Linked DNA regions of Mus musculus: region 2 is linked to region 1. A link is a loop called in an ENCODE intact Hi-C map of the cell type or tissue named here. Cell type or tissue: left cerebral cortex. All regions are shown on one strand. Links, peaks and the distances in the headings refer to the core of each region. The heading gives the core; the rest is flanking DNA. Region 1 holds the start of Gli3 (GLI-Kruppel family member GLI3). Region 2 overlaps Gli3 (GLI-Kruppel family member GLI3).

What was found. A loop is a pair of places that touch in the nucleus more often than their neighbours do. Peaks named below come from ENCODE experiments on the same cell type or tissue, not always from the same donor. Only the 100,000 strongest peaks of a DNase experiment are listed, where the experiment ranks them.
Region 2: it touches region 1 in a loop (2.4-fold over the local background); 6 of 42 quality-filtered maps call a loop at or near these places.

The regions. Positions count from the first base shown.
Region 1 is chr13:15,452,988-15,469,325 of GRCm38, reverse strand. It overlaps Gli3 (GLI-Kruppel family member GLI3), which reads right to left and starts at 5,603. Exons shown (of 15, transcript NM_008130.3): 1 at 5,215-5,603. Gm6556 (a long non-coding RNA gene) reads left to right here and starts at 4,708. Exons shown (of 1, transcript XR_001780862.2): 1 at 4,708-9,346. In left cerebral cortex, for the core only: no CTCF peak of the experiment used is centred there; DNase peaks (open chromatin) are centred at 4,852, 5,591, 6,105, 6,402 and 1 more place; H3K4me3 peaks cover 2,640 bases; H3K27ac peaks cover 663 bases.
Region 2 is chr13:15,542,441-15,558,778 of GRCm38, reverse strand. It overlaps Gli3 (GLI-Kruppel family member GLI3), which reads right to left. Exons shown (of 15, transcript NM_008130.3): 3 at 10,137-10,379. Among named protein-coding and RNA genes, the nearest start is that of Gm6556, 86 kb to the right of the region's middle. In left cerebral cortex, for the core only: no CTCF peak of the experiment used is centred there; DNase peaks (open chromatin) are centred at 7,041, 8,456 and 13,099; H3K27ac peaks cover 1,390 bases.

The sequences.
Region 1 (16,338 bases), core at 3,165-11,164:
TCTCCATACAGCTCAGTCATTCAAAGCTGCTGCATGAGGTTTCTCTGCACACTAATAAATCTTTGGAGTGAATTACTCTTTTAAAAAAATCATAAAATGTAATCAGTAACAAGGCTTAATTGCCTCATTCCTTCATTAATAAAATTTGAACTTATCTTTTATCTAATTGATGAGTTTTCCATCTTTTTTTTTTAATGGCAGTATATAATATAAAACACTCTTGTTAGGCATTTTATTGAATCTTCAAAAATAATCTGCTTTAAAAATAAGTGAATATGTTATATATTTTAAATTTATTTCAACAGGGGTTTAAGAATGATACTTGTCTCTCATTGTTGAATTAATTCTAGGACATAAAAATTACACAAGTACACGAATGTGCTATGCCAATAGTTATTGCTGTAGCACCCTTCCCCTCCATAGCAAAGCAGCCCCCCTCTACATGCTTCAGGCCTGCAACCAATCCAATTTTCTTCAGGTACAATTTAAATGTATAGTGCATGCTACAACAAAACTGTGGTAGGATGCCAACAGGGTCCTTAAGAAAGTTTTCTAAATCACTGGAAAGGAGCTTTGAAAGAAAGCAAGGATTACAGTCAGCTAGAAGGGAGGGAGGGGACTTACCTCAAACCAGCCAAGCGGAAATCAGAGCAGTAATTCTACAAGTCGACAGAGTACACTTTCAAAGCTGTAATAGTGTGAAGAAGTGCCGGGCAGCATGGCCTGAAGGCAGCACTAATACACTGATGACTAATGGCTGGGCTAGGGCAGACAATGAATTTGGAGCTTGAAAACGAACAGAAACCATGCAGTACTTTGACAAATGGGCTTTCACAATTTCATTCATTGAATAACCTTTAAACACAAAATTGGCTTGGGTTCTCTTGGGAATGATATGACATGTTGCTGGACAATGATGTAAGTATTTTCTTTTTTAATTATGACTCGTACACAAAATGCTAGCATGCCATATAAGAGGATATAGTTTACAGATACCACAGAGGCACACATAGAACTCAATACAATATCGCCTTTCAGGAGGAGGCCTCAGTGTCCCAGTGCCACCTTATTAACTATGTAATGGCTTTTTCATTCAGCTACTTTAGAAAGCCATAGATTTTCTGAGACATTTTGTCGGGTTGAAACATGCACAACCAGAACAAAAAACACTTTCAGGTGAAACACACACACACACACACAGACACACACACACACACACACAGACACACAGACACACACACACACACAGAGACACACACACACACACACACACACACACAGAGGCAGCTAAGGAATATGTAGGAAACTACTGTGCATTTGGTATTTCAAATGGAAAAAGTCTACTTTTCAGGGGTTAGGCAAAGGGAAAGTGTGGTAAAAACAATCCAGACAACAAAGTTTCCAAACAAATGAGCTCATAAACACTCCACAGACAGCTTCTCTCCAACAGCTCTCCTCCCCTTTTCCAGACATAATTAGCTTTTCAGTTTAAAAAAAAGTTATAAATTTGGCAATTTTTAAAGAGAGAATGAAATATGTAAACAGTCTCTAAATTAACAAGTGCCACTTATTTCAGACAACATAGCCTTCAATGGACCCTAAAAACTTAAGCAAAGGGGATACTAAGACAGGAAGCTTAGCAAGCTCCTAACGCCACTGCTGGAGCCAGGAACACATAGCATACTTAATCTGCAAACTGTGAGAGTCCACAGTGGCTTCAGCAAGATCTAAGGCATGCCCTCAAGGTTTGCTGGGATCTGGGATTAGGGGGCTGATAAGAACCTCTGCTGCCCATGGACATGTTTTTCTTCTGCAGTTAAACACAAATGCATGGAGACATTTGACTGCTGCTTGGCGTTGCTGCTCGAGTTATATAAAAGCTTTTGCAGCTCCTTTTGCTGTCAATATATCAAAGTTTAAAAAAAAAATCATCAAAGTGTGAAATTTCATTTAAAGTCTTCACCAGTCTACAGCTCTATTTCACAGGCCCATCAAATAAAAGTAAAGATGAAAAATACACTGGAAAGTACTTGAGAAAGTTTGCAGCAGCGCCGGGCCCTGTTGCAGTTTATTGTCTGCCTCTATTTGCTTTGAAAGTAGAACAGATCAATTTCCATGTAGAAAACTGACAATGTGGGGTGAAGAGCAGCAGCTTCTCCCTGGCTCTAATGAGAAGACAACCTGAAATCATTATTAGAGAACCTTTTGTTTAACAAATGTGTTTGTATGTGTTGGTTCTGTAGCCATTTCAGCCTTTGATTGCCTCTCGATCTAAAAGTTGGCAGAAAATTCCTTGAATCTTCCAAAGCAAATCAGACCAACCTCAGAATATGAATGCCAGGAGAACTAAAACCTCCTTCAAAGAACTCCTCAGCTAGGGATTTACAACAATTTCAGAAAGGAGAAAAGTCTGACTTTTAAGATAATCTACTATCGTCTAAAAGCATTAACATTCCATTACTAAGGTTTTCCTGAACATTTCATGACTCAATGACTCATGTCTTCGAGACTGATTTTTCTCAGAACATTGCTGTCTCCATATAAGTGAGTGCACACAACAATGAGCATTAAAGTGTTTCCTTTCATAAGCTTCCAAACTGTCCTCAGAAATCGGGGAGGGGAATGCAGCAAGCAGGATGGATGCCTTACGGGGGACTCACTTCTAAATGCCTGAGCCCAGAGGATGCCTGTAACTCTTGCAGCATGCAGGTAATTAAGAAAACTTCACTGGCTTCAAAACAAAGGAGAGTCCAACTTTTAGGCCTTGGAATCCAATTGTTAAATTAACAATGCTTTCATTAAGTAAGCAATGAAATAACGCGACAGAGTTATTTTTCATCAATGCTGAATTTTCTCCTTTGCAAATTAGACATACAATAAAAACTGTAAGGACACTGGAGTTCAATCAAGGAGTGTGTAAAAAGCACAGGGAATTGGTAGGCATCTGAGCTAAGCCTGCCAGTCTATTAGCAATAAAGCAATCTATATCTTTTAAAGTGTTTCTGCCTGTGTGAAATTTCAGCAGACACCTCTCACATTGAACTTATTCATGCAGCTAAACCCAGCCTTCCCTAGGCTGACTTTAAGAATTACGTACCCTGAAAGGATCTCCCCTTAGGCGGAGAGTTTCTAATTAAATAGCTTTTAGTGTAAAATAAACTCTCTGCTCTGTATAAATATGCAATTTCAGCTAATTTAAATGTTATTTCATGTTTGTTTTAAGGTCTGACTATAATCTAACTGGCCACAGAGCTCGTGGACCAGATTGTTAAAGCCAATATTTCCTAACATAAACAAATTCTGTAGATACTCTGCACAGTTTACATTGTTAAAACCAATCTCCACTGCTTTAATATATCCTCTATTGCGCTGCCTTAGAAAAATGAAGTGATTCTGAGGTTATTTCACTATTTTAAAACAGCATTTTCCTGCTTCAAAATAATCTTGACACGTGTAATTAAGAAACTGTCAGACTATTATTAATTTTTAATTTAAAACCCAAATGAAATAATTACAGGAATCAATCAATAAGGCACCTATTCAAATTACAGAGCAATTACATAAATACTCAAAATTAATACTTTAGGCCAGTTCTTGAAGAATTCAGTCTATAACTCGTGAAGACATCAAACAGTGCAAGCTTGTGACATGAGAACGAAGGAAAGGTTTCCCCTAAAATAGACTAAAATGAGATTATTTCAGATGGCAGAGCACAGTTCCCCTTCCCCCAGCCATGCCCAATGCTCTCAAGCTGCAACTCTTTTTCTAGAAGTTATTTCCACCAGACACATATTTCAGGAAAAGAAAGAAAGAAAGAAAGAAAGAAAGAAAGAAAGGAAGGAAGGAAGGAAGGAAGGAAGAAAGAAAGAAAGAAAGAAAGAAAGAAAGAAAGAAAGAAAGAAAGAAAAGAGAAGCAAGCTAGCTAACCAGCCTGCCGGCCTCATCCAAGTTCTGCACAAAATCATTTAGAAAGGGGAGTGGGGGGTTAATCACTTGAATGTTCAGCAGAGTGCACGTACTGGGCTGTGAAAAGCTGTAATTGAGGAGGAGAAGGAGAGGAAAAGAAGGGCACGAGGTGTTTTTGGAACTAATAATACCAGCGGGGCTAATGGCACTGCCCCTGTATTTGCACAGCGGCCGGCCCTCCATACCTCGGACTAAAGAGTTCTTTTACTTGAGGACGACAGTCCATCATTTCAAACTGAAGTGGCAGCTGGAAAATGTGGAACAGCTGGCACAGAGCTGGGAGAAAATGTTTTACATAAATATATGTACATATAAACTGGCAGAGGGCCATGAGCACTGTACCCAAGGCCAGAATCTACAACCAAGTTGGGGGAGGAGAAAGGGTAAACGCGGTGCAGGAAACTTCCCTAAGTGGTCTTTACACACACACAGCCAAGAAAGCCTGGGGGGAGGGGGGGTATGGCTTGGTACTCAAAAAGGTGCACTCCGGGACACAGGCACAAAGTTCACAGAAGGATACTAAGTTCATCAAAGGATAATAAGCAAAGGCCGGGCCGAGTGTGAGGGCATGTGGCCATCTGCTGAAAAGTCGCTTCACCAACTATTCAAATGTATGATCAATATTAACTCTGCCACATCCTCGGGGTCCCACTGCAACTCCAGAAAGTTAAGTGTCCCCAGCAGAGTAGAGTGATCCGTACCCAACTCTGCTCTGTGCAAATTCGGCCTCTTGGTTACCGCAAGGGCCACGGCTACTTTTCTTTCTTTCTCTTTTCTTTCTTTCTGCTCTACCTCTGGAAAGGAAGAGACAGAGTTCCAAATCACGCACAGATGGCACAACTTTCACTTTTCCTCTCCCACCGCGGAGGCGCGCCCTCCATCCGCTCACCCCGCACCCCCACCCTCAGAAGTGAAGGCGGGACCCTGGAGAGCGGGGCAGCGGCGGCTCGGCGCATCCCCAGGCGCTGCGCGCAAGCCAAGCTGCGGCTTGCGGGGGCGCGAGGACCAGCCGCAGCTCCGGACTCCCGGAGCTCTGCGCAGCACTTGGCGAGAAGTAGGCACGGACGCCGCCGCTGCAAACTTGGTCCGCGCGCCCTGGGGCAGGAGCTCTGCAGTCCGGAGAGCCGAGACCCGATCCCCGAGAGCGCGGGAAGGCGCGAGCGCACACAAGCCGCTCCGACGCCGCCGGGAAGCTCGACAGGGAGGGCTGCGGGGCCCGCAAAACAAAGAACTTCAGGCGGGACGTACCTGCGGCTTTGGCTGTCAGGTCCCAAATCCACAGACCTGCGCCGGCGGAGCGGCAGGCGGACTCGGGCTACCGTGGATGGCCTGACTGATCCCAGCGTGCGGCCCCGGCGGGCATGGTGTGGCGTGGGCCGGCGACGGGGCGAGCGGGCGAGGAGGGGAGCGGCGGGCGGGCGGACGAGTGTGCGGGCGCCGGCGGTGCGGCCCGGTCCGCTCCCTCCCGCCGCTGCAGCCCGCGCATCAGTTTCAGGGATCCTGTAATCTGATCCCTCTGAGTCACCGGCCCTGAGTGACAGTTCTGATTTGGTTCAACCGCGGGTGGGAGGAGAAAGAGAAAGAAAGGAGCCCCCCGACCGTCAAGTCGACTTTTCAACGACTAAGGGCCCGTCCAGGCCGAGCGCCCCGGTTGCAAAAGTTGAGCTCCGCCGCGCGCGCCCTTCGCGCTCCCCTCCGCGCGCTCCTGCGCTCCTCCTCCTCCCCGCCCTCCTTCCCCAAGTTTTCACAGATGTGGTCAGACTCTGCTCTCCTTCCCGGCTCCTTCTTCCCTCGCGCGCCCCCACCCCCGCCCCGTCCCTCTAATTTCCGCCACTCGGAGGAGCGCTGGGGGGGACGCGCCGAGCCGCGGGACGACGCCGCCGCCGCCGCCGCCGCCGCCGCCGCAGGGGGCGAAGTTGGTTTAAAAACTTGGGAAGACTGCTCGCCTTACTTTGCTTTCCCGCTCCTTTCCAGGCCGCGCCCGGCGGGGTCCCGCTCCGCGCGCGCGGATCCCAGGGCGCTGCGCTGAGGGGCGGCACTGAGGCCGCGCGTCGGGCCGGGCAGGGCTGGCGCGGGCAGCCGGGAGCCACGCGCTCCACCGCCTCCGCCCCTCCCGGGTCCTCACACAGACACATCCAGGCCTGCTCCTCCTCTTCCCCCTCCTTGACCCCGCGCCCGCGCGGCGCGCCAGGCCCCACCCACCCGGCAGGAGGAAGGGGCCCGCGGGTGATGTCACCCGAGCCCTCCAGGCCTGCGCTCCCGCGCAGCCGAGCAGCCGGGGCTCGCGCGCTGCCGGGCGCTTCGCCCATGCCGCCTCTCTTCGCCCCCCCCCCCCCCAACTCCGCTCTCGGGCTGGACTCCCCTTCCTTCTCTAGAGACCTCTCAGATCGCCACTGCCCCACCCCCGCACACCTCCTGGTACTTTTCCCTAGGCCAAGCCTGAAACTTCCTCTCGCGGGATGATGCTTTTGAAAGTTGAAGACTTTCCTCCCCGTTGCGTTAAACTCCGTTTGGGACGTCTCGCCGTACAGCCTACTGTCCCCGTGGGCCACTTTGCAAAGAACACAAAGACCCGAGCTGGGAACCGGGACTTGAGCTGAGAACCCTGACTTGCACGGGGTTCTTTTCCTTAAGATGCAGAGTGCCTGTCCTTGGTTTCTTTTAAAAGACCCATGTTACTTCAACGGGCCAGTGCACTCATCTCTCTCTCCCCATCCAGGTACTCACCCCAACCTGTTACTTGAAAGGGAGGATTTCAAGGGGGTGGAAGAAAGAAGAAAACCCAAGAGACATTCCAGAATACCGGAGTAAGCAGTTGGCCCACCAGGAGTGCCTTGGTGCTCAGGGTGCTCTGTGGCAGCCGTCTTGAAGGCAGAGTGGGTGGATGAATAGCTATAATAATTTGAAGAACATTTTGAAATTCACGTGCTAAACTGGGGAAAATTTTTAACGGAATTGACAGTGTATTCGTTATTTGTTTCTGGTGACTTGTTGCTTATGACAAAGACAAAAGCAGAGAGTGACTTAAGCTTTCAGTGTGGGGCTCCAGACACTTCTTAGCCATTTTTAAGCTTTCTCTCCGCTACAACACTCTGTAAGGCAAAGAGTGAAACATCCTTCACTCATCTCGGAGTGCAGGAATATCAACAGAGGTAGCCCCAACCCTCCCCTCAGTAACTGGCCCCAGGCCCCAGAGTATTCCCTCAGCCTCTGTAGACTCTGAGCCCACAGTAGATGAGCGAGAAAATGCAGTCCTCCTAAGTCCCGGGACGGCTATGGATCTCCAGTGAGATTATACCTGCAAAGTTATAAAAGACGACATCGTGTGTGAGAACTATTTTCCTTTTTGGTATTTCAAGTTAGTCAGAGGGATGGTGTGTTTCATTAATGTCAGATACATTGTTTCTGGCATTTGGGGCTGCTGCTGCCTCCACCGCGAGAATGTAAATACTGCATCCTGATAGTTTTCTCTGCTTATCCAGTGGCAAAAGGGACAGCCCATAAATCACCGGGCATAAAATATAAATTTTGACTTTTACTTCTTACAGTCTCGCAGCACATTCTGAGTCATAAAGATCTTGATTTGGGGTTCTAAAAAACACTGGAACAAAGAAAAACATTGCAAAGCTTCCTTCCCACCACGCTATCAGAACTTAGCTAATAACCAAGAAGGAACTCCGCTTTGCATCCTAAACTTTGATTCCCTCACCTTAGGAGAGGTGGGCAACTCAGATTGGCTGACAAACGCATGCACGTGAACATGGTTTACAGAAATGGTAAAGAAAAAAAAAAAATTGCCTCGCTGTGAGTTAAATAATGTCATGGAGTTTCAATACATGTTAGCTTCATAACTCTTTTGCCCAGGGAAATCTTGGATACAAATCCCAAAATGAAACAAGAGGAATTCTTGAAGGTGGGGTGTCCTTAAAATTGGAACCTTAAATCTTATGCATCACCCACCTCCTGTCCTGCAGAGGCTCCTAAGTTATCTCTTAACTCAGTAGAGGGACTTCTGTTAATTAAGGAGCCATTAGGTAGGATGCATAGGGAAGAGACTGTTCCTTAATCCATCTGAATCCCACTCTTATACAGTCATTCCTGCCTTACCTCATCACTAGTCATTTCAACTACAAATCTCTTGGGAAATTTTAATGTCATAAGTCCTCTATGTTAGTTTTTTTTGTCAACTTGACACTACCTAGAGTCATTTGGGAAAAGGGACATTCAATTGAGAAAATATTCCATAAGATTCACCTATAGTAAATTTTTTGATTAACAGTTGATGTGAGAGGGCCCAGCCCACTACGGGGCAGTTTCACACTTAGGCTGATGGTCCTGGGTTATATAAGAAAACAGGCAGAACAAGCCACAGGGAACAAGCCAGTGAGCAACACTCCTCTATGGTCTCTGATTCAGTTTCTGCCTCCAGGTTCCTGCGTTGAGTCCTTCCCTTAGTGATGGACTGTGATCAGGACTTGTAAACCAAACAAACCCTTTCCTCCCTAAGTTGCTGTGGCCATGGCCACAGCAACAGATACCCTGAGCTATACTCACAATATTTAAACCTTTAAGATGGATTTATTTTCCATAATGAGGCAAGAGACTTAACAACCCTCTTGTTGGTTTGTCAGCACTGCTGTAGCAAGCGATTATGCAGTTGATGGCTTAAACAAGGCAGGCACTAACTTACATTTCTGAATGCCAGGATGCTAAGTCATAGTGTCGACAGGGCCAGTGTTTGCCTGCAAAGTGTGGGGAAAGCCATCCTTGCCTTCACAGGCTTCTTGTAGGAGCCCCTGATCTGCTTGCTATTCCTTGGCTTTCGGCTACTTCCCATCTCTCTGCCTGGGTGATCTTAAGGCATTCTCCTTGCACTCATCTCCTCTTATGGAGTTGAGAGCTGTGGCCTATGCCACTTCAGTCTGACTTTGTTTTGACTAATTGCATCTACAGCCTTGTTTTCAAATAAGCTAGTTTTCTGAAGTTCCTGGGATGAGCACTTCTTTTTAAGAAGAAGAGGGCACAAGTCAACTCAGCAACGTTGACCCACAGGGGTTTGTTTGGAGGCCTGGGCCTCAGAACACTGGTGTTAAGATGATTGAAACCATTACGAAGTGGAATACACATTGGTTGGCTTGCCTATTGAAAAGAATATGTTAATGCTGTTATAGCCTTAGTTATTCTCAAGAAATCAAGCTTATAATAGAGCAAGGAGGATTCCTTCCAATTCTCTGGCTTCCTGTCTCACTATGTGGGAGCATTAGGTGTGTTCCCACTTCATTAGTGTCATGACTCCAGAGGTCAAACTGTCGAGGACTCTCCATCTTGAACTTTCGGGTCCTAAAGTTCTGCTGAATAAACCCTTTTGCTTTATAAAGAATTGAGCCTCAGATAATTTGTTAAGAACTATTTTTATTCATGTGCATGTGTCTCTGTGTGGGTAGATATACATTGCATAGTGGGAGGGGATACCTTTAGGAGTCAGAAGAGGGCATCAGATCACCCAGAGCTTGAGTTACAGGCATTTGTGAGCTGCCTGGGAACCAAAGTTAGGTCCTCTGCAAGAGCAGTACCCACTTGAACCACTGAGCAACCTCATCCCCTATAATTTGTTATAGCAAGGAGAAACAGACTAATAAGAACAAGAGGATTAAAGTTAATGAAGGGTCTGCAACAGAGAAGACACATTTCAGTCTAACACCAGCTTCCCATGCTCCTCTTTATGCTTTCTCCGTTACATTTCTCATCATAAATATTCTCGTCCTCACCAAGTCTGTGGTTGTTTTGTCTTCTTGTGTAGTTGTTAGCAGTTAATCATTGGAAACTCCAGGAGGATGGTTCATGGACTCTGACGAACCTCCAGTTGGAAATTATGAAATCCCAGCTCAAATTGACTTAAGCTAATTGGAAATGTCAAAATTTTTTCAGTGTTTTATTGACTGGAAAGTCAAGACGTGTGCCTATAAGTTTCAGATAGGGCAGGATCCTGTCTTTGAGCTCTGCTTTATCTCATGAACTTTTTTTAAGCAATCAAGGAAGATTGACAGGAGGCAGGTGCATTTTACATAGTCTGCCCTATAGTTTGTTTCCCCTGCAATGAGAGCCTTCTTCAAGAGGATGCCATTTTCCTCTTTGTTTTGTTTTGTTTTGTTGTTTTGTTTTGTTTTGTTTTGTTTTGTTTTTCGAGACAGGGTTTCTCTGTATAGCCCTGGCTGTCCTGGAACTCACTTTGTAGACCAGGCTGGCCTCGAACTCAGAAATCCTCCTGCCTCTGCCTCCCAAGTGCTGGAATTAAGCCATTTTCCTCTTAGCTAGACAAAAAAGTAACTGCACACAGGCAGACAAGTAGCACTTGATTTCTGAATCACTTGTCCTTCATAAAGGTCACCCTTCCTTTCTTCCTGATTTTGGCCAGACACCTTCTGTGATATAAGACTGATGGTTTTGCTTCAGTTGGTCCAGCAAGGAGTTTGTACACTAGGAATTGAAGCCTTCAGTCCATGCCTCCTCCATGAGCCTCAGTGAGCCAGAGTCACACTAATACATCCTGTGTATGTGTAGCCAAAAGGATTCTCCCACCTTAGCTTACACTTGATCTCAAGCTTTTTATTTTTTTTCCCTCTTCTTTGTCTTTCCCTGTTTCTCCCCTTTCTTCTCCCTAACCTCACTTCCTGTGACCAAAGGAACACCAGAAAAAAATGATGTGCCAGCTGACAATAAGAAAGGAAAGTAAGTGTACTCTCTCCAGGCCTAGCGGCTAGAAAGCCTGTTACATGTTATACAAAAATAACCACTAAGACAAATGATAAAAATCAAGATTGGGGGTTCAGAGGGTGTCCAATGCTGTTCTTAATACCTACATGCAGGTAAATCCATGTGTAAAAATTCAAGCAGAATTAGTCAAACTAAGCTTGAGCTGCCCATTCTGTCTAATCTTACTAAATCTACTCCCAGGGCCTCGATAACCCATTTGTAGACAGCTAATGAAACACCCTACTACAACAGGCTCTGCAGAACTTTTTTTTTTCCCCATTTTTTCAGCTGCTCACACCCATTTTCCAGTCACTGGGATTCTGTACCAGCCTGTATCCATTGCAGGGAAAATATTGAGCACTCCCAAGATGAGAGCACTCCTACAGATACAACAGAATGGAAGGAGCCAAGCTCCCTCATGTCACAGGGCAGCTGCCAGACAGGAAAACGCTTCTAAGGGCATTGCACATGGGCCCTTCTAAGGTCTTCTCACTCAACACTCGTGTAACTAGTTCTTCTGTCTTCCCGGAACATTGGGATTATAAATGGAACCCAGATGTTGGCTGTGTCCTTCTTCACCTTGGAGATGTAGCTATAATTGGCTTGGACTTCAGCCAATACCACAACTTGGGAAGATCTAAAACCCTCTCTTTGAATTTCTGCTAACTTCAGGCTCTTTGGATGCTGCGTGACACTGAACTGTGGCCCACACTAAAGTTTTTGCCTGCCTACGCCATGAGAAACTACTCACAGCAGGTATGAGGGAGCGTGGAGAATTCCGCTGATGATTTAGGCATCTAGGGGATGAATTTTTCTAACCCTCCTTTTCATAAATAAAACAAGCTTTCTCTAGATCTCCAGCAGAGCAGCTTAGTGAGCAATGCTGTTCCCCAGTTGAGCATTTCTGTCTGCTGCACTCATCTGATTCTTCCCTTTTAGCCCAATACCCAATCCACTACCTTGGTGATCATCTCCCATCTCCTTGGCAGCCATGCTCCACATCGATTTTAAGTTTCCCAAAGTTAGGGCAATCAGAAGAGGCCTCTGGGACAAAAGTCTTTCATAATTAGACATGTAAATTGGCGTTTTGGTTGTGCACAGTCTACGTCACTTCACTCATTCACACAGTGTGCCTACCTTATCACTGGAGAATTCTGTGTTTGCTGGTTTTACCCTAAACAATTCACTAACACAAACTGTAGGTTTTACAGACTTTTTTACTCAAAATGAGACTACAAAAGAAGGGATATATGAAGTCAAATATCTCAAAGCCATCAAGTCCAGTGTTTCCCACTGGAATAGATGCTGTTGGTCCTCTTCCAGCCATGCTTCTATAAAAATCAAAAATACAATATTTTTATTCACTCTGCCTTTCTGTTCAGTGCCTAACTCTACTATTTTTTTTCCTGTCTTAGTCAGAGAAATTTACCCCATTCTACCAAACTGACTATTCTGAGAGACTGTTATATGCCAAAATAGAGTAGCCTTGAGGACATGCCCATCTTTCTTAAAGGGGCTTTAGAATAACATGTCTTAGAGATATGTCTTTTGAGTCTCACCCACTACTCATCTCTTCTCACACACAGCCAGTAATATATCAAAGTGAGTTTTCCAATGAGGAATAAAATTGCCCATGTTTTGATACATAGGAACTGAGAACTACCAGGGCTCATACTTCTAGGGATATAATTAACAGTTATGCAATCTCAGGTCAAGTCATGGTAGGTGAGCAGTGACCATGTGTTTGAGAACTAGAATACTCATTTGATTAGGTTCTATCCTTCCTTACGTACTATAAGATTCTAAGGAGGAGTCCTGAGATCAAAGTAAGAGGTTAAAAGGGACAATTACAGAAAGCAATGTGCTACCCCCTTAAACAATGGCAGAATCGGCCAGGATGAGTGGGATTAGTGAGAGCCTAGCATTTTAGTCATGAGAGAAGCTCCATGAGCACCAGGTAAAATGTGTGGGTCACAGAACACAAGCAGGAGAGGAAGAGACATGAAGGTGCTATTGTACATGGCTATACATTTGCTATTGTCATAGACTGTTGGGGGGTACAGCTAAAAAGAAAGCATAAGGTACATGGCTACATGTCTTCCAGCTACCTGTCTATTTTTGTTCATAATGTATAGAATATATATAGGACTCTACTTTTTTATTCTCTTCTTTAAATTTGCTCCTTGACAATTTCATACATATATATGGTACATTTTGCTTACTCTCACCACACCCTGTCTAGTCTTTTTCTCAAATCTATTATCAAAACCCCATAACAGGTTCCTTTCTTATATGTCTTTTTGTTTTATTTTTATGAGCAACTGAGTTTAGTCAGGACCACCTATATGACCACTGTTTGGAACTATCCACTGGAGCCTGATCAGGTATACAGGGTCAGGTGCATACAGTTGTTCACACGACTAAAAAGAATCTATCAGTAGACAAAAATTCAGCATGGAGGGATAGGAGCCCATGATTCCCTCACCTACCCATGTTTGACTTTTGACAAACCCAATGTTTATATCCAATGCAGGCAACCACACGTTGCTGTAAGATCATGTTTGCAATACGTGTAATACATGCAATGCATTCATACATGCCATGGCTACATCACAATCTGAAGAAAACATTTCATATCCCTTCTCACAATTTTATGGCTCTTAAACTCTTTCTGCTCCTTCTCCTGCAGTGTTTTCTGAGCATTAGTCAGGGACATGTGAATGCCTTGCTTGGCTCTGAGCATTCAACTGTCAGTCTATGCTCCTTGAACAGCTAAGCATCTCTGCATTCACTGTCGTTGACTGCAAAAAGAGCTTCTTTGACAGAAAATAAAAGTAGTATTTGTCTATGGGTATGAATGTAAATATTTATAGTGCAATTTGATTCCCTGTCAAGTTACCTGAATAATGGTAGTGAATTCCCCTGCTCAGGGTTATGACCTCCAGATACAAGCATTTATTTCCTCCTTTAGAGTAAGCTTCAAATCCAAGCTGAGAGCAATTGGTTACAGCAAAAATAGTTGTGCAACTATTGTACACCTGTGGATACCTTGACTGGAAGATTAGCACTGTAGTGCATAGGATTCACAGTTGCATAATAGCAGCAGTGACTTATCACCTCCTCCGCCGAAAACTGCATAGCATGTCACTTACTTTGAAAGTGAGCCACCATGGAAGAAACTTCCAGCTTACTCTAGTTTGATTTCTCTAGACTGTGCAAGCAAAGTGTATGGTATCTTCTGCAGGCAGGTCTTATCACCTAGATTTGATGAGCACCCAAGAAGAATGGCAAGAGTCTGTACTGCAGCCAGGTATGCTGATGTGCATCCTTGATCTAGTATTCAGGAAGTAGGTAGAGGCAGACAGAACTTGCTGTGATCAACATAGCAAGTTCCAGGCCAGAGGTAGCTACATAGCCAGATTTTCTCTCAAAAATCCTTTTTAAAAGAGCCTTATTGTTTCGGTGACATCTAGGGCTTCTCCGATCAACAGCTCATAAGGAGGTATCACATATCTAGCATTAGGATTTAGTTTAATTAACAACGGCTCTCTAGGAACAGTACTATGCAGCCATACAATATGCCCACTTCTAAGTCTTTAACTTTTTAAAACTTACATCTTTTTTTTTTTCAGTTGGCTTACAAATAGCGTGTTTCTATATCGATTTCTCAAGCACCCTTCATGTTGGTTAATTCTCTTCTCTGACCCTTCATCTGCTGTATCTCCTCACTCTATCTCTGCTTAAACCTTTCTCACCCACTCCAAGTGTCCCCTCCCTCTATTTTCACCTCATCAATGTTCTACTAGCTTTCCACCTCTATTTGAAATTAGTTAATTAAATTTGCTTTTTTCTGATTAACTCACAAACAAACAAACAAACAAACAAAACCACACCACTGATTTAAAGAAGCCACACAAACACTTGTTCCTGTCCCCAACTAGTGAACTTCTGCACAATTACAATTCTGAAACAATTGAATTTTGCTTATGATTTTATGCTTTCACTCTCAATTACATTTTAAAGCCCCTCCTCTTAAGCCTGCCCACACCCTGCCCCTGACCCTTTTCTAGCTTCCTGGTTTCTATAGGTACTCCAAATAAAACATGAATATCTAAAGATTCATGGGTGAGAGAACATGCAGTATTTACCGTTCTGTACCTAGATGACCTAGTTAGCTATAACTTTTCCCAGTTTCATCCATTTACCTGCAAATTTTGTGATCTTGTTTTTATAACAGATAAATTAATAAATTATGTTGTAGATGCATACCACATTTTCATTATCCATTCATCAGTTGATGAGCATCTAGAGTGTTTCCATTTCCTGGAAATGAGTTATGAGTAGAGTAGCAGTGAACATGAATGAGCATGTCTAAAGTCTAGAGTCCTTTAGATATACCCAGGATATTTGGATCATGTGGTAGTTCTCTTTCCAGCCTTCAGACTGTTTTCTATAGCACCTATACTAAACTAGACTCCCACGAACAGTAAATAAGACTTCTTTTTCCCTACAACCTTGCAAGCATCCCCTGTCATTTGACCTTTTGCGAACAGCCATTCTGACTAGGTAAGGCAGACTCTCAAAATAGTTGTAACTCTCATTTCCCCTAATGTCTAAGGGTGTTGAACACTTTTCAACATATTTATTAACCATTTCTTTTCTGAAAAATCTCTATTCAGCTCTCAAAGCTCTACCTTTCAGATTAATGATAAATAGTCCCATGTGTTTAATCTGACACAGTAGTGTACCAGATGAGGTGGTCCAGGATTTACATCCTTCATCCATCCATTTACTGATCATCGTACGAGTTCACTTTGCCTACATAGCTCATAAAAATGGCTTCTGTCTCACAGTGACTGTGAGAAGGCAATGGGGTGAAGTCAATGGTGTCATGGCTCTGCTGCTTCCATTGGGAAGTGCCAAAGAAAGTCTGCCTCTTCCCTCTGCTCTGGTTGGTGGGTGGGTTGTTGTTCTCTCTCTCTCTCTCTCTCTCTCTCTCTCTCTCTCTATAGCCCTGGGTATCTTGGAACTCACTAAGATCTACCTTCCTCAGTATATATTTCATCCATAATTTTACTCCCAGACAAAAATATCGAGCTACATATCATATTATTTTTCTTTCCTTAAAATTTTACATCATATTCCAAAACATTGATTGTATATGCTGTTTCATTTTATAAGCTATAACCTGTAGATTCTTTGATAAACGTAAGTCAAGTAAAAATAAAAATATTGATGTTGCTCACTAGCCATAAAGATTTCAGATATACTTTTAGAGCATTAAATATATAAAATTGTGTGTAGTGTTTACCTATACAAGGCATTTCCAAAAGAGTCATTCCAATAATATACTTTTGAAAATTGTAATTAAAATCTAAGTTGAGATTAAAATACAAATTTATTACAGCCTTAGTTGCTTGTTAAGTTGAGTTAATAGTGCCTGAATAGCTATATCAGAATTCATCTACACATGTAAAATGAGCTGAGAATCCAGTAAATCACCTTTGTATAGACCAGGTAATTAGAGCAAAATGTGGTGAATTAGCCTGGATTATCCAGATTCTGATGTTACCAGACAGCTGTATCAAAGAAGTCAGAATGAAAGACTTTTTCTCTTAA
Region 2 (16,338 bases), core at 5,289-13,288, 87 kb before region 1:
CAAAACATAAATTAAGATATTTTGGTGGTGACGGGGGTGGGGGTGGGGGGTAAGAATGACCAGAACCAGCCGCCCAAACACTAGGATGGAGCCAAATAACAAAAAGAACCACAAGCCTCTTCATCCTAGTGTTGCACCCAGACAGCACCCCAAAAACACCTGCACCCCAAGTCTACATAAAGCACTGTCATTACTCCATACTACGGCCTTAAGACAGACAAAGTTTCTAAGTGTCCTCTAGTTAGTCAGTCTGACACAGTGCCCATCAGAACTGGCCCTTGCATAGATTTGGACCATCTTTGAAATTGCCAGTTATTAATCACAAGTGAAGAACCTCAGATTTTAAGTAAAACTGGGTTCACACCTTATAAAACAGGCAACTTTTTCAGCTCCCATGGGCTTTGATATCCTCATCTATCAAAAGAGAAGTCTTGACAACATCTCATGAAATACGTAAATTTAGAAGTTCAAGGGTAGAGGCTATGTTATAAAATGTTTTTCGGGGAGTGGGGCTCCATGTCTGGGCCACAGTGTCTGAGGAGGGAGCCTCCTAGGTGGGCAGCTACATTAGCCTGCTAGGTATGCACTCTTTCTACATTCTACCCACCCCTTGCCAGATGAACCGAACCTCCCACTTGTCTCCGCAGACCATCCCACTTCATGGCCAGGACCACACTTGTCCCTTCTTAGCACACTTGTCCCTTCTTAGACTATCACTTCAACTTTGTGGCTTCTGGTTCCTGAGCAGGGTGCCCCCCACATCCACACTCCCACACCCACCCACCCACCCACCCACCCACCCCCACACACACATTCACAGCAGCAGCAACAACAGCAACAGCACCCATCACACATCTCCAGCTGCACCATCCACAGGGGACCATCTGTTGTTCCTTCTTGAGGTCTCTGGTATTCGGTATGTGTCTCCTCTCAGCAGCTTTGGGAGCAAGGACATGATATGGCAAATACTCTCACAGTGTCCCCATCCTGGACAGTGTCTCACTCACAGCAGACTCTCAAAAAACTTAGTTTTTGAAATGAGGAAAATTTTCAAGTGCTATATGCTTGCACAGGTCGTGTCAATGTAGTCAACTAGGGGTACTGGGTCCTAGAAAGGAATCTGAGAAAGGTGTTTCAAACTGCTTTGTCTCTAGGTAATCAATTTACAGTAATGTAATAGATACATAATGCTATCAAAATATCAATGACAAAGGGGACTATATAAAAAAGCATCCCCGCTGGGCGTGGTAGCGCACGCCTTTAATCCCAGCACTTGGGAGGCAGAGGCAGGTGGATTTCTGAGTTCGAGGCCAGCCTGGTCTAAAAACTGAGTTCCAGGACAGCCAGGGCTACAAGAGAAACCCTGTCTCGAAAAACCAAAAAATAAAAACTAAAAAAAAAGATATATAAAAATCATCCCCTAGATGTCTTTTTGGGGGGCAGGGGGAGGAGCTGCATATTAGATAAGTAGGCTTTGTACAGGGTTGAAATGATCAATCCACATAGTCCAGAAGGTCTCCTGGAGGAAATGACAATATAACAGTCTTGTGGCAAAGAGGTTAGAAGAGTAGTCTAGAGAGAAAGGAACATTTGCAAAGGCCTAGAGACCAAAGGAAGTTCTAACACATGGGGGCCTGGAAAGAAGCCTTTGTGGCTAAAGGAATTTTAGTAGTGGGGAGGGGAAAAAGAGAGTCAGAGTTGGAAGGGATCATAGTCCTTCTGGTAGGAAATCAGGCCACAAGAAAACCACCATATTATGCACTTCCCTTCTAGGCCCTGAGAACTGGAGGATGGGAGTGGAGTGGAGGGTGGGGGAGAGCATTCTTAACAAAGGGGAGAAACAGAAACGAGGAGAGGAGCCTGAAATCCTGCCCAATTTGAAAGTAGAATTAGCCCAAGAAGGCAAGTCAAAAGAAGAGGGGCTGTTTGTTTCTCTGCACCCCTATGTACACTTCTCTGCTTCTCTTTATATTTCCTAGGAAACAGGCTCCTCCTTCAATTCCACCCTCCAGTCAGAGTACAATCAGCATGTAGATTTGGGTCCCCCCAGTGGACAAGGTAAACACCCGCTCCCTAGAGTGGGCTCCCACTGACCAGTACAATGTCTGCTGATTAGAACCAAGACCCCCACAGGGAGGCCAGTGTCTCCTCCTCCAGGGTTCCAGCATCTCCCATCAGATTATTTTAGGCCAGGGGGATTGAAGGCTCATTCCACTAATGTGAGTCTTTGTTCTTCTTTTCTCTGACATTTTGGCTACCGAATCCCCCAGCTTCATCTCCCAGCCATTGCTGGCACCATCTCCAGCTGAACAAAGGTCCTCCCTACAGTTTTTCTGGCTTGACTGTCCTATGCTAACTCGGGAGCTTCCCAGTCAAACAAACACAATGGTTTGAGTTTTCTCATTGTGAAAATGAGATTCTGAAGGTAAAAACTGTCTTCATGCAGAATACTTAGTTCTTTAGAAAAGCGAGCACATGATTTCCCATGTCTGGGACTTGTAATTTGGGTTCAATACACTGTGATTATTGGGGTCATCTAGTACATACAAGAGCAACAGTTGGAGAACAAGGGAAAGTGCCACTATGTTGTCTTCATATGAAAATATAAAATGCTGCCAGAAGTGGGAGTGAGCAGTCAGCCAGGCAAGTCCCAGAAGGTAAGCTGTGGGATTGGGGGACTAGGTAAATCCTCAAAGCAGGGTAAATGCAAGTCTCTAAGGCAGAGAAACTCCCGATTTGCAATATCCAAGTTACCCAGAGGTTTGTTAATTCACAAAAGCCATGTATCGAGAGTCTTTGGGATCAGCCTGGATTTGAGGCTGAGCAGACAGCTCCTCAAGACATCGGTTTGTCAACATCTCTCCCATGGTGAATCCACCCTCTGCCCAAAAGATTTCTTTAGCTCCCCCTTGGATAGCACGCTTTCTGTGGCCTCCTAGCCAGTGAGAATGTCCCTTGATCTAGATTTGTCTTTCCTCCGGTCTTTGCCTTAGAATTGCATGGCTTTTACCTCCTTCAGAAAGTTTTCTGGGCTGAGGACTGATACCCAGAGGAAGCTAAAGAAACCTTTGTGGGCAGAGGGTGGCTTCATCTTGGGAGAGACAAGGACAGAGAGATGTTGATAAAACAATGTCCAGAGGAGCTATGTGTCTCACATACTCCTGAAGGACACCAAACTGTCTTTCCCTCAAGGCCTTCTCAGTGACTTTGTCTGCTGGTCTCCATGATCCACAGAATCAGGGGACTGCTCTTTTTGTTCAGTGTTTTGCAGCACTTGGGCCATTCAGTAAGTACATGCTCACTTAACAAATGACAGACACAGTCAAAAGGCTGGACAGTCAAATCCATCAATAAGAAAAAAATTTTCTTCTCTTTGTTCTAGGATGAGGACATTCATCTGAAATAGAGGCCAGTGGGAAATTTCAGTCCCCCCCAAAAAAGGATGGCTCTAGGAAGGTGGAAAAGATCTTATTTACTGGAGACCAAAACAAAGCCCAAATAACTGAGAAAGTATGATACAAGGACCTAAACTGTTATCAGGCCACCAGGACTGCAATAAAAGACTGAATTTTGTTACTCTGTATTAATCTAAACTATGAAAAGGCAGAAGAGAGAAAATGGAGCCCTTTCATGGAGAAGTGTGAGGACTCAGCACAGATTTATAGACACAAGATCAAGAAAGCCAAAGCAGGATGGGAGACACGGCTTTCAAGAGACATCAAAGGTAACATTCTTTAATTATACAAGAAAAAGGAGGAGGGCCATGGATAATGTTGCTTCCATTAGAAGCTGGAAATGGGCAGGAGTCATTGTTTTCATGCTTCAATCCAAGGTTAGAAAGAAGGTAGATAAACAGAAGGACTGGAGGGAAAGGACCCTAGGAGAGGGCTGTTTGGGCTGGTGTCAAATTAAGAAGGATGTAAAAAAATCACGTGACAATTTTAGAAAACTGTATTCCTGCTCCTGAGCTAAGCTGTGATGGGAGGTCTCATTAACATCGACTTCACACACACCGGACAAGGATCACTAGGGACATTATTACCAAAATCGAGAATTACTGTGGTTACTGAAGAAAAGGGCAAGCAGCACTATGCTTCCCTCGGCTTCAGAAAAAACACCCACAGTCCCATCTTGCATGAGTGTCACGTCAACTAAGACAGGCGGCTCTCCTGTGCTAGTTGCACAGTATTAAAAAGGCTTTCATATACCTTCTGTGTATAACCTGTCAACTAATTCCAAAGGTCTACAAATCATCTTTCATGGGAATCCCAGCAACGTTATAACTCTATATAGAAGGGGCTGTACAGCACATAAGGACTAACCCTAAGATAACAACAGAAGGAAATACATCTCTTCCAGTTTCCACACAGTAACCTCTGTCGGGCACTTAACAGTCCCTGACTATACTCCCTGCTACGGTAGAATAGCGGCCTTCTCCCCAGCCTTCCCCAAAAAATCTGGTGAACATAAAAGCCAAGCACAGCCTTTGACCTGATCACATTATTCCAAAAGAGATGTGGCTTCAGTGGAATGACAACCAAAGGGAAAGCAGTAACAATGTGTTTAACTAGAAGACTCCCATGGCTCTTAGGTGTCCAGGATAGGAAGGCATTTTGGCAGACAGTACCTGATAGAATCATGTCTAGCTGCTCTAGGAGAATCACGCACATGAGCAGAACCAGAAGGCAGAGAGGATCAGAGTCAAGGTCCAAGGGAGCCAGTGCTGACTGATGTGAAGGGATGTAACTTGGAGGTGTGGGAGGGGTTAACCATCTTATAGGCTAACTGATTTCCTCAAAAAACATGGCTTCCTTTTCTTTCTTTTTCTCATCTGTGTGGCTTTCTAGTAAGTTATCTTGCCAAAATCTATAGCTAGAGTTAATCATAATCATAATTTAGAGCATTTCTTCAAATGCTACCGTTATTTTCTTAGTTACCTGGTCCACCTCTCACTCACCATCTCTCACTCAACCTTCCTTAGAAAAAGCTCAAAGTCAGAATGCTAGACTTACCCCCACTTCCTTCATGTTTTAGACACCTTGTAAGGTAGCTATGAATGTAGCTGTAAGACTCCACAGCAATGGGTCATTGTTTCTACCCTGGGTCCCTGCAAGCAAGAATCAGTGTAACATTGAACTTTTGAGAAGAGATATGAAAAGCAGTGTCTTAAAGCTCATAAATAGCAGATATGCAAGGGTTTGGAGACTCTTTCTGTCAGCCTCACTCCTCCCCTCCCCACACAGCTAGGAAGCAAGATAGTCAGCAGAGCACCCCCAGAGAAGACCCCGCATCAGCCCCTCTACTTAAACAATCTAACATTCAGTAGGGAAAGCAAACACCCTTCCTAGCTCATCAGCAGTTCTCCAAGGAGGAAAAGACAATCGAGATGAGGCTGGAACTATGTGCTCAGGGAACTGTCACTACCTTTGCAGTTCGGTCAACACCAAACTGTTCATTTGTGCCTTGTAGGCATTTTTATCTCTACAGTCTCAAGATGACAACTGCAAAGTAGAAGGAATGTGAGCAGGTGCACCTATTAAATATGTAAAATATGGATCCTCTCCCCCTCAGTCACAAGATGTATTTCTAAGGCTGTGGAAAGTCAGCTAACACAAAGACGGACAGGTAAGAAAAAAAACAAACAAAGCAAAACACTTTGCATGTGCTTTTTAAAAAAATTTTTTTTAAGCACACAAGACTACAAGTGGGCTCAGCACAATAGCTTTCTACAGAAAATAAATGCAAGCCAATTAAAAATTCCATTTCTTTTCTTTAAGCTAATTCCTCAGGTTTTGCTAATTAGCAACTAATAGTTCTGTCATTTGAGCTGGATAACATAAGGGAGAATACCAGTGGTGTGTTTTCAATCAAAGCATTTGCATGCAAGAATGCATCATATTTTCCATGAAGAATTACTATTTGGGAGCGGTGGGGGGGGGGTACAGGAAAAACAAGCAGGCTGTGCATAACTATAAAACTATGATGGAGACCTGAACTTCTGAAAGAGAAGGAATCTTTCAGCTCCATTAAAAAAGAAAAAAACGAGACCTTCTATGACATGCTCAGTGACTCCAACAAATTTCACACACACAGAACCCTACAGAGACAGCTACAACACTACACCCTGGGAAGTGAGAAGGAAGACAGTGAGACACATGTTTTTGGTAAAAGGGAAGAGAATAAAAGTTAGTGTCACTCAGGGTAGAAAGAATGCTTGAACTATTATGTCACCTGCCTTTCCAGGTTTATAAAACAATAAATGTACGGCACTAAATGAAAGCAGCGGGTGATGGTGACTTGAAATATCTGGCTACAGATGGAGCAGCAGGAGAGAAACTTTGCTCAGCAATCCTTGGGGGCAAGAGATGGAGTCTCTTAGCCTGACTCTGGTATAAGCAGATAGGATCCCTAAATCTGCCACCCCCCTCAAGGTAGCCCAAACTATAACATGCGAATGATACTGTGGCCAAGAGGCTGTTAGCACCATATCATGTCTGAGCCATGCAACTTGCATGCTTGTTCTCTTGCCCTGATATACAGCCCATCTACAGCTACCCTTCATGAGAGAACACCCCACCCCTCCCCACCGTGTGGATTTTATTCCAAACACATGTTGGGAATGTTTGAAGTGCCCGCTATCCCTAGGCTTTCTTCTTTCTTTTCTTTTCATATTTTTTAAGTCAAACCCACAAACTCTAAAATACTTTGAATTCTGCCTAACTATAGTTTGTTGAGGATGAAGTACTGCATACCCATTATAATAAGATCTTATGCAATAAAAATTTTACATATGTCCTTCAGAAGGGAAAAAGATGTTTTGGGTTTTTCCCCCGTTGCTTGTCTTACAGGAAACCTACCCACACTTTAGAAATACAAAATTAGTATATATAGAAGCACAAATTAGGCATTTTGAGAAGTCTACATTTTCCAACCATGGAGAATCGAAGGAATTACTGACATTGGACTCATGGAGACTTTTCTATCCAACTGTCTCAAAGAGCTGGCAAACACAGGAGAGAGGCCTGAATAGCCTACAGAGAGGCTACTGAGCACCGAGTTCTAAAGGCCTGCCATGCACGTGGGCTTGGACAGCACTGCAGGAGACAGCTTTACCCACAGAAACAGAAGTGGGATAAAAGTTTATGCCTCTTTCAAATACATTTTTTAAATTCTTAGGACATTTATTACCTTTAGCTCACATTAGTCATTAGCTTTGCCTGGATAATTAAGTCCATGTGAGGTATGCAGATTTGATCATAAACACATTAAAAAAAATAAAAACACTTGGTATAACTAGAAGATTAAATAACCAAACAGGGTTCTAGAAAAATAAGGTCATATCCCGTCTGGTATAAGCTTGGCTTAGAATAGTTTAATTATTGTGTATCAACAAATAATACTGTACTTTTTTCTGTACTTTTACTTGCTACATAAATTTAAAATGTTATAATCTCTAGAGAAAACCTTTACTGACAAAGAAGAGAAAAGCAAGCGTAAAGGAGGGTTCAATGGGAAAGACTGCCTTTAGAGAAGTCACAGGCATGGTCCCTGACCCTCCTTGCTCCTACTTAGAGCCCACTCATTTTCTAATCTCTGTCTATAGGCAGAGGTGTCTGGGTCTGTCAGGAAAACAAGACAAAACAAAATGTGCCCTGTCTCAGAAATGGCTTGGCTCGAGGAGCAACATGATGATGGTGGAGGGAGAGGAGAAACAAAAGGAAGCACAGAAAGAAGAGCAGAAGTTTTCATAATCGGAGGCACTGAGCATGCGCTGGGGTTTAGTAAGACATCACGTCATCCACTCAACTGCAGAAGAACCCTAAGGCACAGATAGTCACACCACTGCACATAGTTGAGAGCAAAAAAAAAAAAAAAAAAAGATTCTTGAGAGTCAACACACTGAGTCAAGGTCACGGGGCTAGTCAGTGAAGCACTGTAATCGGAAGCCAGTCTGTTCAGTTTTCTAGGCTTTCTGCACATAGCTATCTACACAATGTCCCCAAGGTAGGGAAAACATTTGGGGGTGGGGGACTCAACACTGACTTGCCGAGGGGCTCCAGCTCAAGACTGGAAGGTTACTTCTACATTCACTTGTATAGTAACGTAGGAAAATCACAAGAATAACCAACTTACAAGTACAATATCTTCAAACTAGAAAGCAATAAATAAGTCTAAACCATAATATTTGATCTCCAGGCAGTGTTCGTTAACATTATTTTGGTGAACCAGCAAATGGGTCACACAGACCACTGGGTGAGAACAGGGGTTCCAGTGACGGGAAAGCCAGTCCCTCAAAGGATGGAGAGACGCCTGGGTGGGAAACCGTTAAAACAAAGGACGCAAGAACAAGCTGCAAACTGGATAGAAAGTTAACGGTTCCACTACCATCAGCCAATAGAAAGAAGTGCTCATCAGCTGTCTGGACTAATTAAACACCTCACTAATTAGTGGGCATTGGAAAAAACAAAACAAAACATCGCTGTGATGGGAAAAGCTTGTGTTCACACAGAAATACAAAACACTGGGAGGAGCTTGTGGGCAGCTTAAACAGCACAGTGAGTGTACTTAACATGCGGATATATAAACCCAGGTGGGGACTCTATAGGAATCCCTACTGTTTCTGCATGAATGATACTCAAAAGAGACCACAAATAAAAACACAACTAAAGACTTCAAAATGTGACCAGAGTAAAACATCCTACCAACACTATTTTAAATCTTCCTTCCTAAAAGTCAAGAAAAAACAAAATGAAGTAAGCCTGAAAGGAGGAAGGAAGAATAGTTGTCCAAACCCCTCTGTCTTTGTTTCTGCTTCAACAGACACCTTTTCAATAATGGGACCAATGGGAATTTTTTTTTCAAGAAAAGCAATTAACTTTTTAAAAGCCAACCACTGCCCCTCCCCAAAATCCAAACAATCGTATTTTCATGCTTCTGACAAAAACTGTCCTTTCTACTTAGAAACTATTGCATAGCCATATTTTCCACCAACATATTCTGGTGGGAGAAGCAGTTGCTGGAACTTAAGGTTGCTTCGAGGCGCTTTGATCTGAGGAGTGAGTGAGCCTTCCCCTTGCTTGCAGCCAACTAATGAAGGGATGAAATTAGCTTTTATCCTGGGCACTTTCTTGAGCAAAATAACACGCTCTAATCAGCTGTCCTCACTAATCAGTCATCTGGATAATGACCTTTTGCCTTAAAACACTAAAATTTCTGAACGATGTGGGAAAAGGGAAACACACCAGTCTCTTTCTCTGGAGCTCAATGGATCATCTGGAACTGGAGGCAGGAAGGTTAAATGGCGAGCCTATTTCCTGGCAAGGTGATAAATCTGTAATCAGGAGCTTCCAGCTTTGCCACCTCAACATGACTTTCATTACTCCAGAGCCAAATTATATTCTTAAACCAGAAACAGGCCTGAGGTAAACTCAACCCGTATGGATTTACCTTATAGGCTGCCTTTGAAAAGAACTGTCCTAGACTTATACTCCAAGAGGCCTGCTTAATTTCTTTAATTCAGTTAGGACTAGAAAGGCGACTTCCAGTGTCTCTGGCAGGCTCATAAGGAGAGTTGGGCTCACAATAAAAACTTCCATAGTAACAAATTTAGCACTGAATTCTTAAAATTAGTTTGTTTCCACAAATCACTAAGCATTGGAATACCCAAAACTATTACACACACACACACACACACACACACACAAAACATTAAAAATGAGAGGAACTGCCATCAAAGGCTTTAATGTAGCCCCCTTAACAGTTTCCCACCCTCAACCCCATCTTCTCAAACAGCATCCCTGCATAGATAAAGCATATTGGTTCAAACTCCAGCAAATATCTATAAGGATTCATAACAAAATCATCCCCCTAAATCCCCACACCCTGAAAAACATAAAATTGCTTAGAGTACAAGAAACTGTTGCTCTCTAAACGGTATGGATGAGAATCAAAAGTAGGAAAAAATGCAAAATTAAACTTACTTTTTATAAATGTAGAATTGATAATTCATACATTAGATTCATGTGCAAGTATGGGTGCGCTCGCACATGCGCACACGCACAGACACACACACACCATATACACACCCCTCACCCCATGTCTCTCAGAAAATGTGCTAATTGGCAGGAAGTACTTACGGTAGTGAGGCTCCATGTAGCCATTCCGGGGATCCATGGCAAACACAGTCCCACGGTAAGGGAGAGAGGGCTCCGCCAGATGTGGTAGAGAGCCATGGATCTCTTTCTTGATCAGCGAGGCCCTCTCATCACTAGACGTCGAGGGCTCCTCACTGATTTTGTTGAGACCCTGCACACTCTGAGGCTGCATAGTGATTGCGTTTCTTCTCTCTCGGTGATAGATCTGTCCAGGACTTTCATCCTCTATAGAAAGAAGGAAAATGAAAGACTTTAGAATCTTCTTTAAGGAGCAATAAAAAAGTCATCAATATAGTTCTCCCTGTAGTTCTCTCTGTAGGGAAGAAACCTCCTTTGTCCTTCATGACTACCTTGTAAATTCATACCTGTGGCGGGATACTTGCAAAACAAAGTTGTCTATGAATGGTGGCCAATATTATACATGGAAGGGTAAAGCAGGAGTAAGCCTGAGGTAAAAAGTGCAGATAAAGGGCAGATAATGCAGTGGAGATTCTCTGCAAAATACACCAATATCCTGCATGCCCCACCCCAGGCTGAAAGCTTTATCACCCTCAGATCATGTGGATACCTAGTTTCTTTCTGCCTCGCTAAAGAAACAAGACTTCCCTGGAAACTGGGAAGTACAACTGCCCAGTGGGGCTCTGGGTGGCTCTACAAGTGCTGCGTCTTTGTTTCTCGGAAGATGACATTAGAAAGCCAGCCAAGAAATGTTGTGGGTTATAGGGTTTGGTTTGAGTTGAGTTGGGTTGGGTCCCCCCCCCCCGAATTGAATTTGTAACCCATCAAGAGATTTAACAAGGCCAGAAATGAAACTCAGAACCCGCTAGTGACCAGGGCCAAGGTGTCAATCAAGAACAGCATAGAACCTCCTAAGATACACTTCGTGTGTCTGCCCATACACAAAAACGGGGAACCAAGAGGAGAGCTGGTTGAGACTGAAAGTCCAGGTGTAACCTGGCTGTGTAGATAAAGGAGGAAAGGCCCGGGAATGTTGCTCCCTGTCATGCTCAGATGTGACCCAAACACCTAAGAAACAGAAGAATGAAACCCCACACACAGTTTCTTTACAAATCCCTAATACTTCTGCTCACCTTATAAGAACTTCCCATCTCTACACCACTGGTCTCTGTGAATGGGACTGGGTGACCTTTGCTAGAACGCAGGCATACACTTCAGCCAAACTGCTATCTGAGCTCACAGCAGGTGGACTCACTTGCCTGTTACAATCACATGCAGTAAGCTGTCCACCCTAAACAAACCACATTTAACCAGCAGTGATTGCTCTGGCAGAAAGAGCTCACAGAAACAAAGCTGTACAGGTCCTACCTAAATATCTAACTGAAAAACTTTCATATTCTCTATCCTTAAAGAAATAACTATGTGGGTATAATCATTGTTGAACATCCCAGACAGACTAACATATCTCAATATGTAAACGTCTATTCAAAGTAATCCATACGTAGATGTAATTACCTAACTGACCCCAACCGGGATTACTGCTAACTTCTAACATGCACATAGCCCTTGGTTTGCTCTGGAGGAAAGCAGATCTATGCATACTATACATTATTAGAAACTGAGATTACAGTCACTATTTTACCTAATGCCAACACCAACTTTAGAGTTTCAGCTTATTTGTGCGTGAAGCTTGAAAAATAAATGATGAATTATTTTACCCCAAATGCCTTGCAAAACATGATGAGGTATCCTGGAGTCTTTACAATAAATGTGCTGACAACCACAAAGCAACTGTGAAATATTATTTTTGTATTGTTTTGTGCAGATTCTTACCTGACACCTCATAAGTAAAGGGTAAATCACAAGTTTAATCTATCAAATAAGAACTAAAACCCACAAAGTTTGAAATAATCCCTGATTTTCACATTGATCTTTGAAAAAGTAATTCAAATTATTGCTGCTGGTAATTCTAAGACAAACTACCAAAAATAACCAAATAAGAGCCTTCATTTTTCTTCTCCCTGTTCATATGCGCAGGCATGTGTCTGCCCCAGAGCTTCATTAGCAGTGTGGTTGCAGGCTACAGAAAGGACTTCAGAGTTATGAAAAGAAGCAGATGAGCGCCAGAAACACTGAAACTAACCGTTTTATTTTTTTAAAAATGTCCTACAGCCTTCAAATGGCCCAAGTCATAGTTTCCACTCGTTTGTGCTCAGGAAATCCTTTATTTAAAATTTCAGACTAAAGTTAACTTAGAGTGGTAAGAGGTACATTCTATACAACAGAGAGGGGCTGTGATGCCTAATTAGCATTCTTTGGGAAACATGAGTAAGCAAGTCTTACTAATCTATTCCAGGTTTAAAGTAGGATTCCATGGCTTCATTCTCCCAGAGGAAATTGTTTTTTCTTTTAAAATTGCATCCCTCCCATCAGCTCTGGTTCTCTGGTGGTGTGTCTTCCAACGACGAGTATGTGAATACAACTTTACTACCAACTGGATAGTTAGTATGGCCTTAGCCCTGTCAGGTCCCTTCAATCTTCAGGGAGAAAGTAGGAAAGGCAGAAAAAAAACAGGCTTACCTCCTAGCATAGTGGTCATGAGTTTGCTAATGAGACTTATCCCAACTTGTGTGGAAAGGTCATACAAGCTCAATAGTTGAAACAGGGAAAAAAAAAGGCATTTTTAACTTCAAAAAATTAAATGCAAGCAAGAATGTTTTTAATACAGAAACTTTCATCAGGAAACCTTAACTTTTATTACACAGTTGGCACTGTGACCTCAACAACCCTCTGCCTCCAAATGCCAAAAGACACACACACTTCATGAATTTACCTCCCTGTATTGAGTTGCTTTTGATGGGCATTCACATGCAAACTAGACAATGCACATGCTCCCAGATACAAACAGCTCAGAGACTTGAGAGCTCTGTGTACACAAGGAAAGCATAACTCCCAAGCAATATTCCTGCCTACTCTTATAAATTTAGCAAGCACTTCTGCATGCCAAAAGACGAAAGCTGTCTCATCTCGTTCAGCTGAGGCGAGCTGCTCAATAAAGTTTGAGAATCGGTGCAGACAGGCTACACTAGGCCAAATTATTGACAGAAACATACTGTCCACCATGGTAACAAGCAGAAGTCAGAAGCAAGAACATAAGCAAACAGCCCAGGGCTCCAAGAGCATCTGCCAATGGGCTTTAACAGCCAAACACAAGCAACTGTTTGAGCTTCCCTGCTGAAAAGCTGTAAGCTTGGGGGTCAAGCTGAAACATGCAATTTTCTCAGAAATGGAAGGGAACAATTACTTCAAGTGCTGCCACCACAATCTTACTGGTAACCCCTTCTTTCTGTCACCTGTGTTTAGGTAGATCTGGATGAACCCACACCCAAAGACAGAGCTCCCTGAATCACCCTCTTAGAAACTGCCCCAGATTTTCCAACCTCCTCCAAAAATCAACCAACAGGGAGTCAGAACTTAATGCCAGAGACTCAGAGAGAGCAAACACAGCCTAGGTGCAAACACTGTGTAAAGGCAGCTATCATGAAGTACCCTAGCTCTATGAAAGGAGACCGGGACCCACACTCCTGCACACTTGATCACAAACTCCTGGGACAAGGGACACAAGGTCCTTTCCACCTAGTATGTAAGACATGTTTCACACAAAGCTTTCCATGCAGAAACAAAACTCCACTAGTCATCATTAAGAAGGACACCTCCATTCACTGCAAAATTGGCTGTTTAGGAGCTCAAAGAACACCTGCTAGCTCTTCTCTCCATTAACACCCATTTTGCCCCGTTGTTGAAAACCCATTTTAATGCCATTACTCTTCTCTTGCCCACTAGCTATAAAAGCTGCATGGGGTGGGGTGGGGTATAAAGTAAGCAAACAGATGATACTTACAACTCAGTACCTGGACTCTGGCTATCTACTTTCTAGAAACTTAGTTTCTCTAGCTGGGCCGGCCCTCTAGGAACATTCTCAGTATCTCTTGGCCTTTCTTGCCTCTCTCTCTCTCTCTCTCTCTCTCTCTCTCTCTCTCTCTCTGTCTCTGTCTCTCCCCCTCCCTCTCCCTCTCCCTCTCTCCCTCTTGCAGGCAGCATGGCTCTGATTAGAGGAATTAAAAGTGGTTGGAGCCATGCTAAATTTAACAAGCTCATTAGTATTCTTTGCAAGTGCTTGGAAGTGAACTCTCCCTATTCAAGCCTCCCTCTCCAGCAGAAGGGTCAGGCGGGTAATCATTAAATCAAACTAATGTCACCCTATCACAATCGGCCCCAGAGAAGGAGGGTTTATTATTTCAGTTTATGCTAAATAAACGGTTTTACAAATGGTCCCCAAGCAAGGTCAACAGCAGCTTCAATTACAAGACAAACTTAACAAGAGTTGCTATAAACCAAGTACTCCATATTGACTTAGGGACACACTGAACTCCACAGATTGCCACTGGCAGGATTGTACAGGAATGCATATTACAAAATAAAGGAAGGGGTGAGCTTTTTTTTTTTCTTTGCCAGAATTTGCAACTGCACAGCGACTTCTCATTCACCTCTCTCCAACCAGCTAGCCGCTCAGCTCAATTCACCCCACACAAAGGCTGGAGCCCAGACCTCAATGGACCGAGTGAAACATGTTCAAAACTAGGCTCTCTATTGTGACTGAATTTCTTAACATCTTTTCAAAAAGCGGAGAATGCCTTGAGGCTAAAGGAAGAAACAGGCTAATGGTGAATTGGGAATTCTGAGCAAATTTCAGAGCCCTTTCCTCCTAGCTTTTGAGGTTGAAAGCAAGCTCTTTCCTTTCAAGTTTCAAAGTCCTTTTTCCTCCCGCAGTGTCACAGAAGGATTTGAAAAGAAGGTAATTGTGCTCGCAGTCTCCCTGATCAGAGCTTACGTCCTATTTCTGGTATTTCGGAATACTTCTTGCAATAATAGTGCATATAGCTCAATCCCTTAACCGGCCTGCACTCCGCAATTGCTCATTAAATGAACAATTGCGGGTATAAAATGCCTTTTATGTTCAAGGTCTGGATATAAGATAAGCATTCTAGGATTCTAAATTTGGTTTACTAAGGAAACTCTCTATCATTAAATTATAAAACTGAACTCAGAATATCAGGCTTTCCCAGAAAAAGTAGCACTCAGGTTGCAGTAAGCCAAAAAGATGGGCGGGTGGGGGGTGGAGAGAAGGCACCAGAATGCTAGGGGCAGGAAGGAAAAGACTGGATCCTCAGATTTCTGGCCAAATGGGATTTTAACCAGAAAAGTACACCGTGTTCCAGGTCTGAGTGTCTGGTACCCCACACCGCTGAGTCTGAATGATGGACTTATCTTTGAATGAGTTAAAACATGCGCTGCAGCTCAATAATATGGATGTGAGTCACGGTGAAACCCTGGCCAGCCAGCACCTCTTCTTCTTTAGAGAAATAAATAACCCTTCAGTGCCATCATTCATGTCATCTCATGTGATCACTCCTCACTCTCTATCCCATATGCTATAGGAAGAGAAGGTATGGGGCCCAGTGTCCAGATGGAAACCCTAGGTCCCAGGCAGTCCATGATAAGGAATTCATCCTAGCTACTCCTCACTGAATCCACACCGCCTTGTTAACAAGGGAGCTACTCTTAGGTAAGATTTGGGGATGATAGTAGTTGGATCATTCTAACCCCACAACTATCATTGTAACATTTATAGAAAGGGAGACATTTTCATGCAGGGGAATTCACAAAACTCAGATATTCTCCCATTAAAATTTCGTCACTATCAGTTCACTCCTGGGAAACACTGAGATAAATTTATGTTCAGACACTGGGGTAGTGTGCCATACCTGCACATGTGCTATTCTCTCCCGAGCGGGGCGCATGCTTAAGCCTCCAGGCAGCATGGCCTAACTGTTCCTGGGCAGCCCGGTGCAGCCAGTAGCTTCTGTGTGCTACTATAGGCACTGGGGTCCCACCCTCCTGTCCTGTCCTTTACTCTCTCCTCCCAGGCAACCGCCTCCCTGTATTTGAAAGGAGCATTATTTCATTTTTTCCTGACTTTGAATTTGTTGCATTTGTCAGCTTTTCTTTCTTTATTTACTTGTTGATGGTCATTGAATAAAAAGAAGTAGATCCCAAGTCCTTGTCTCCCTTTTTTCAGAATCTCCCAAAGTACTTGGACCAAAGAAACAGGAGAAATGAAAAAGAGAAAAGACTGGGTATACTGATAAGCAGAACAGGCTTACAC